Linked DNA regions of Mus musculus: all the other regions are linked to region 3. The links are chromatin loops, found by intact Hi-C in ENCODE. Cell type or tissue: left cerebral cortex. All regions are shown on one strand.

Region 1 (2,500 bases), 100 kb after region 3:
CAATAGCAGCTTTGATTAGGAAAGAGGAGAGGGCATGTTGTCTCAGGTAGATGGGATGAACAGCTTGGGTGTGTCCTAGAAACCTGGGACAATCAGATAAAGCAGTCCAATGTTCTACAGAAAACTGACGTGTCAAGGTATAGACTCGATGATTCAGTTTCTACCTCCCCATTTCCTGAAAAGTTAAATATTTCCCAAGACTTGAAAAATTTTGCTATATTTTTATAGATACCTAAGACACCAATGTACATAACACAAGCATTAAAAATGAAAACACAGGAAAGCAACTTTACCCTTTATTGAAAATTGATTCTTTTCTCATAGAATACATTCTGATTACAGTTTCTTCTCCCAGCTCCTCCCCAGCTCCTCTCCACTGGGATTCACTCCCTTTCTGTCTCTCAGAAAAGAACAGGCTTTCAGACAGCAATTGGAGAAGCACAAGTCCATTGTTTCTCAACCCTGAGTGCAAATTCCCACTTTTTAATGTGCATTGAAAGCTCAAAAGAATATTTATTTTGATCACACTTTTATTAGTTCATCTTTGGCCTAATACATTGAAATTAGTCCTGGCAGATCAGGAAATGTCTCGATTCTCTTGTCTGGGCATTTGCATCCATGTTCCCTTTCCATGCAAATTTGATGGTGTGACATTCTAAAGCCGATCACTGATGAGAGGTACTTTCAGTGTCTATGTGCAGCAGGGCCAGAGTATTTGCCCAGTTCAAGTCATTTCATGGTAGACATCATAAGAATTTAGCTTTTCAATGTTTAAAATATGGAAGTCCTAGCCAGAGAATTACTAGGGACAACAGTTATATACAACTATCACTATTAAAAAACCCATACTTCACATATGGGTAAACCCAAGCTTAAGTGAAAACAATTCTTTCCTAAGATTCTGTGTTGCTTTTTCTCTGAAAGGGACCGGAGAAAGGAAACTCCTTTGTCATTTATTGATCTCTACTGCCACCCACTGGAAGAAAGGGCGAATGCTACCTTTAACCCTCTCTGGCAATAGAATATGCATGGTTCAAATACCCGAGACTTCCCAATAAAACAGTAAAAGCTAGAGTTGCCTACAAAATACATACAGTCCACACAAACCACACAACTTTGGGCTGTCTCCTATCTATAAACCTATCCTCAGGGCTCTTATTTCAAGTCATATCAAACCAAAGTGAAAGGACCGATGGGCCCCTGAAACAGGAATGGTTGCATTAGCACCTCCCGGGGTAGTAGATATGTAAATTCTTGGTTCTCATCCTAGATTTTCGAAATCGGAAACTCTTCATGTAATAGTCAGTTAAATCCATTCCAACCACCAAATGCGGATGCATGCTCACATTGGAGGGCAAAGACTTGATGGCCAAAACCCTTGGAATAGTGAGGAGGACTCTCCCATTTCCCTCTGCCCCCGCCCCATTGAATGGTGTCTTTCTTCTGAATTTGCAGTATGAATGGACCAACAACGAAATGTTCCTGTTCCGATCATCTGTTGCATATGCCATGAGAAAGTATTTTTCAATAATCAAAAACCAGACAGTTCCTTTTCTGTGAGTTGATTTGCTAGATTTTATTATTATTATTATTATTATTATTATTATTATTATTATTATTATTTGCTTTACATCCCATTATCAGTTCCCTCTCCTTCAAGTATCCCCTCACCCAAATCCTCCCCTATTTCCCCTCCCCTTCTCCTTTGAGAAGGAGGAGCACCCCTGGGTATTGCCCTGCCCCTGGCTCATCCAGTCATTGCAGGACTAGGCAATTTGCTAGATTCTGTACATAATAACTCCCTGCTCCACTACTCTAGAGCTTAAACTTTCTTCACATCAAATCAAGGAGAATATCCAAATATACTTTAGTTTCTGTATTTTTGAATGGAGATTTCACATATGTATATGCTGCGTTTTGAAGTTCTCTCATACGATTCCCACTGAATTCTTTCTTCTACTCTTACTCTTGTACCTCTTTTTCTATTGTTACCTTGTTTATTTGGAGTCTACTGATCTTAACTAGGGTTGCTGGCATAAGCATAGTCCAGAATTTTATTTGGCAACCAGGAATTTGGGTTCCTTTTCTTTTAAGATGCTTATGGTTTATCTTGTAGATGCTATGAACGTTGTTATTAAACATCTCTCTCTGTCTCTGTCCACTCTCATCTCTCTCATCTCACTCTTAGAAGTAAAGTAGAAAAAAAAAGAAAATTCTTTTCTTCTTGGAGCTTATATCAGGAGAGAGAGAGAGAGAGAGAGAGAGAGAGAGAGAGAGAGAGAGAGAGAGCTATGGAGGAAAACACACAATAGGACAGGGAGAGGTAAGAGGCTGGGGGAATGTTCAACTTTAAGTGAGTTAGCGATTAGAAAGGACACCACTAACATTAAGAAGTAGGGAGAGAAGCAGAAAAGCCAACAGTGCAGACAATGGGAGAAATTGTTCAGCAAGGGAAACAACAGGCACAAAGTCTAACGAAGTAAGAGCCATTGCATGGCAA
Region 2 (2,500 bases), 1.2 Mb before region 3:
AAAGACATATACCCCTGGCCCCAAACTCCTCTATGTAGCCAAATTTCTGAAGTCCCTGCCTCTCCCTTCCAAGTGCTGGGATCGCAGGCATTCATCACCATATCCAGTCTTATGTGGTACTAGGGACTGATCTCAGGACTTCAGTTTCTACTGCTGAGCTGCATTCTTCGTCTTTAGGTTTTTGCTTACTACTACTATTTTTCTTTTGTGATTCAGTGAGTTTATTGGTTCTGCTTAGAAATCACAGGTGAGATAAAAAGAAGGCTGGTGTGGTGGCACACACCTTTAATCCCAGCACTCAGGAGGCAGAGGCTGGTAGATCTCTGTAAGTTGGTGGCCAACCTGGTCTATGTGGAGAGTTTCAGGCTAGCCCTCTTTTGGTATGCAAGTGTACATACAGATTAAGTACTCATATACATAAAGTAAATAATTAAATCTTTTTTTTTTTTAAGAAAAGGCTAGATAACATCAAAGCGGCATCTTTCCCATTTCCTATAAATTCTCACCTAGTTATGGAAGATAATGTCATGAAAACCGCATCATGGAGTCCTCTCTTGCAGTTAAGCTTCCACCCCCCCCCCCCAGTCTGTACAAAACCGTATCTAGTATCAAACACTAATGTATACGTCTTAACCATAGATACCTATTGTCTTAGTTAGGGTTTTCCTGCTGTGAACAGACACCATGACCAAGGCAAGTCTTATAAAGGACAGCATTTAGTTGGGGCTGGCTTACAGGTTCAGAGGTTCAGTTCATTATCATCAAGGCAGGAGCATAGCAGCGTCCAGGCAGGCACTGTGCAGGAGGAGCTGAGAGTTCTACATCTTCATCTCAAGGCTGCTAGCAGAATACTCACTCCCAGGCAGCTAGAACAAGGGTATTAAAGCCCACACCCACAGTGACACACCTACTTCAACAATGCTACACCTCCTAATAGTGCCACTCCCTGGGCTGAGCATATAGGAACCATCACACCTATGATCAAGGTCTTTTTTTTTTTTTTTTTTAAATTTGGGTTTGATTTTTTTTTTTGAGGCAGTTTCATACTGTTGTTCAGACTAGCCTGGGATTCATTTATTATGTAGCCCAGGCTTGCCTATAATTTACAGCAGCCCTCATGCCTCAGCTCCCCAAGTGCTAGAATTACAGTAGGATGCCATCACTTCGGATTGTATACTACTTTAACTTATAAGTTGGGTATAATAAAAGGTTGAGAATAACAAGAAACTAGAACAATTGTAACAGCACATTATAGTGTAAGTTATTTAAAACGTATGCATTATCTACTTTCGAATTGTAAATTTAATAAACACAAACTTGCGGTAAGATGGGACCATCTTCGTGACCTAGAGGCAGAGTAAAAGGGAACTTCAAGTGGATGGGAGGATGCAGTGCCACAATAGACCACATGAGGGCAGGAATGGATAACATTTAAAGTCACGGTCACCTCCCCTCCTCCAGTGACAGCTATAAGATCCCCAATTGAAAAAGCACAAGAGGAAGCTGGGTTTGGGAGTTTATTATCCAACACTCCAGAGGTAGGGAAAAAGGTTGAACCTAGCCTTGGCTACCTATCAAGCTTTAGTCCAGTCTGAGCTACAGAGTTATGCTGTCACACCCCCCAAACTCACAAACAAAAAGACAAGACAGAAGAGGGCTAGGGATATATAGCTCAGTAGTAGAGCACTTGCTTAGCTTAGCATATGTGAGACCCTGGATTATGAATCCAGCACCACAAAAACACAAAGGACAAAATCCTTGAACATGTTTCCATAAGGTTTGATTTAAGTACAGACTTTTTTTTTTCCAGACAGGACATGCTATGTAGCCTTGGCTGACCTGGAACTCATGGCCTTGAACTCATGGAACTCCACCTGCCTCACTTGCCTCTATCTTGAGCACTGAGATTAAAGGTGATAGCCACCATGCCTGGTCAGTCTTTTAAATTTTACTTATTTTTGTGTGTGTTTGCTGTATGTGTGCATGTATATTTGAATACCCATGGAAGCCAGGGGCCTACATTGGATATCTTTCTCAATTGCTCACTACCGTATTGTTTGAGACAGATTCTCAAAGAACGTGCAGTTTATTGATTTGGTTAGACTGGCTGGCCAGCAAGCTCCAGGGATCTGCTTGTCTCCACCCCACACCTTCTCATCTGAATGCTGGGGTTACAGACATATACTGCTGTGCACAGCTTTATACCCAAGGCCTCATGCTTCCCTGGCAATCACATTAGTGACTGAACCACTGACCCTGTTTGTATTTATTAGGACAGTGTTTCTGCCTGTATTTCAAGCTAACCTTGGATTTAGTATGTAATCCAGGTTGGCTTGAATTTACAGCAAATTTCCAGCCTCCTAAACACTACTGAGATTACAGATGTGTCTCACCAAGCCTCCTTCCTCCTCTTCCTGCTGTTGATGCTGATGCTGTTTCTCCTCTTCCCCCTTCTCCTCCTCCCTCCCTTCCTCCCTCCATCTCTCCTTCCTTCCTTCCT
Region 3 (2,500 bases):
GTTGCAACTCTCTCTCCGTTTCTGCATAACTTCAGCATGCTTAAAGTTTCAAAAAGAAAAGCTTTGTTGTGCATACTAGTCATGCTCACAGTTCTTCGGGCACACACATGCCAACCAAACTTTTGGATAGCAAAGGGGAGATTGGCAGACTTACAGTCCAGAAAGCAGGAGAAAAAGCAACCGTGGTTTTCAGAAGAGATTATTCAAACTAAGGTGTACACATTCAAATTATTTCTCAAGCTTTTTCAGGAAAAGACAAACGAGGTGGAGTTATACTTACAAGTTTCCAGCAGCTTCAGTCCAGTAGCCAGCCCTTAATGCCTGCTGTCATCCGGATCCCAGGCACTATTTTGAAGTTCCTGGTCTCTCGATCTGGAGTAGGGCACAAAAGAAAAAAAAAAAAAAGATGTTAAGAACTTGAGAAGTGGAGACGGGTCAGACTTGTGTTCCCGACACTACTGTGCTACCAATGCCCACCCTGGAGGGTGGCGTTATCCGTCCCCCCCCCCCCCAATCCGGATGAGTTCCAGCGTCTTCAGCCTCGGTGTCTAGAAATGCAGTCGCCCCATCTCCAAACCGGATCCAATCCCCAGGGGTTAGTTAGTGACCCTGTACTGACGAGAGCGCCCTGGGAAGCCGGTTCCTGGGGGAAGCTCGAGTAGCCCCTCCGTTATACTCTCGGACCTACATCTTTCGGGTCTCCCCGGACCAAGGTACCTCAAGACAGTGCGTGTAAAGGCCAAAGGGGTAGTCCTTGTCCCCACAGACAGGCCCTGCGACCCCGCGGCCGCGGTCACACACAGTCGCCCATCCTTACCGAATTCAACCTCCGCGCGGGCTCCCGGCACGAGGCTGCCAGCCTATGAGGAGCTTGCTTACGCCCCCTTACCTCACGCCGCAGCCTCGCGAGACCTTGACTCCTGACCCGCCCTCTGTCTTGGGCCCAGAAACCGGAAGTCCCGCCCTCCGGTAGCTCCGGTTCCGGCTCAATCCGGCTCTGGCTCGCTCCGGCTCCGGCTCCGGCTTTCGACCGCAGCTCTACAGGGAGACCGCTGAGGAGACCCTGAGAACAGCCACAAGTGACTTGCCCAGGCCTTTGATCTCGAACAGCGGCATGCGATCACCCTTGCGCCTAAGACCACAGGCCGATTTTCGCGCTCCGCCCATGTCACCAGCCCGCCTCCATCCGTCGCTTAGACCACGCCTTTTCCTCCGGGCTGTACCACTAGCTCCTTCTTATGGGTGATGCCGTTACCATGGTGCCGAAGCCTGGCTGGGTCACGTCACGTCACGTCCCCTCTTTCGTTAGACTTTCTTATTGGCCTATCAGAGCTTGGCTTGAGAGCAAGCTATGAGCCCGCCTCTCAAAGAGACCTCTTTTCCCCTGCAAGCATATTTTACTGCTTTAAGTCTAAGACACCTCAGAGGTTCCCTAATCACCTACCGTGGCCTTCACCTTGGCCGCCCCTCTCTCGCCAGATCGAGTGTCTCTCTTGAAAAAGGATACCCCAAAGTCCCTCTTGAAAACAGTCCAAATTCTAGATGCTAAATAAATAAATAAATAAAAAGTAAAGTAATGACACTTTTATTTTTTCGTGTTTCTGCCAGTGGTAATTTATGAGCAGAAACCGATGGGAAACAAAACTGCTTGCCCAGTGGTGGGGTTCAGTGGTGGAACTGAAACCTCGCAATTCCTTTTCGTGCCTTTTTTTTTTTTTTTTTTTTTTTTTTGGTTTTTCGAGACAGGGTCTCTCTGTGTAGCCCTGGCTATCCTGGAACTCACTTTGTAGACCAGGCTGGGCCTCGAACTCAGAAATCTGCCTGCCTCTGCCTCCCAAGTGCTGGGATTAAAGGTGTGCGCCACCATGCCCGGCTTTTTCGTGCCCTTTTAATGAGACCTGGGGAGCCAACCCAGTGTTTCTTCCAGCCTCTCACTCAGCAGGCTTTAAATTTTAGACAGGTACGTGGAGGAAGCACACTGCCCTTCTAGTTCTTATGACTTTTTCTAGGCACCAGCTCTCCCTCATACTATGAAGCTCTCTAGACTGCACCACACTTTCATCTCTGCTTTGAAGCCCTCCACCCCTACCCCATACTCCGACATTACTCTTATAATTTGGCTCCCACAGAGACAATGCTAACCCAAAAAACTCTGAATGGGCACACAGGGAGGAAAAAAACCGTTCCATTCGCTCTTTGTTCCTACATTCAAAATCTGTGACTATATTCTGAAAGTACAAGAAGCCTGAAAGAATCTTGAAGTTCTTTGCTTCAAGGACAAGATAAATAAATAAAAAAAGATGTGATAAGAGACTGGATAGGTGGAACCAGTGCTTGGTAAGAGCTGGTGTGTTGATCCAATCGGCAGGAGTAGCTGGGAGCATGAAACCACTGGCCATTTCCATAGTAGTTACTACAGCCCTCACACAATCAAATTCTCAACAAATATTCACTGACAATATCGCCTTTTCATTTGTGTGGAGGGTTACAAGTTTCCCCT

The links. Hi-C counts contacts between places; a loop is a spot of excess contacts. Peaks named below come from ENCODE experiments on the same cell type or tissue, not always from the same donor. Only the 100,000 strongest peaks of a DNase experiment are listed, where the experiment ranks them.
Region 1: it touches region 3 in a loop (2.8-fold over the local background); 7 of 42 quality-filtered maps call a loop at or near these places.
Region 2: it touches region 3 in a loop (3-fold over the local background); 10 of 42 quality-filtered maps call a loop at or near these places.

Annotation. Positions count from the first base shown.
Region 1 is chrX:164,178,969-164,181,468 of GRCm38, forward strand. Ace2 (angiotensin I converting enzyme (peptidyl-dipeptidase A) 2) reads left to right here. Exons shown (of 18, transcript NM_027286.4): 15 at 1,456-1,556. Among named protein-coding and RNA genes, the nearest start is that of Ace2, 40 kb to the left of the region's middle. In left cerebral cortex, a CTCF peak has its summit at 978 (motif pointing left); a DNase peak (open chromatin) is centred at 981.
Region 2 is chrX:162,914,460-162,916,959 of GRCm38, forward strand. All of the region lies in intron 4 of Ctps2 (cytidine 5'-triphosphate synthase 2), which reads left to right. Among named protein-coding and RNA genes, the nearest start is that of Ctps2, 14 kb to the left of the region's middle. In left cerebral cortex, a CTCF peak has its summit at 1,405 (motif pointing right); a DNase peak (open chromatin) is centred at 1,422.
Region 3 is chrX:164,075,298-164,077,797 of GRCm38, forward strand. Siah1b (siah E3 ubiquitin protein ligase 1B) reads right to left here and starts at 1,196. Exons shown (of 4, transcript NM_001308385.1): 1 at 890-1,196; 2 at 281-372. In left cerebral cortex, no CTCF peak of the experiment used is centred here; DNase peaks (open chromatin) are centred at 941, 1,260 and 1,867; H3K4me3 peaks cover 1,318 bases; H3K27ac peaks cover 805 bases.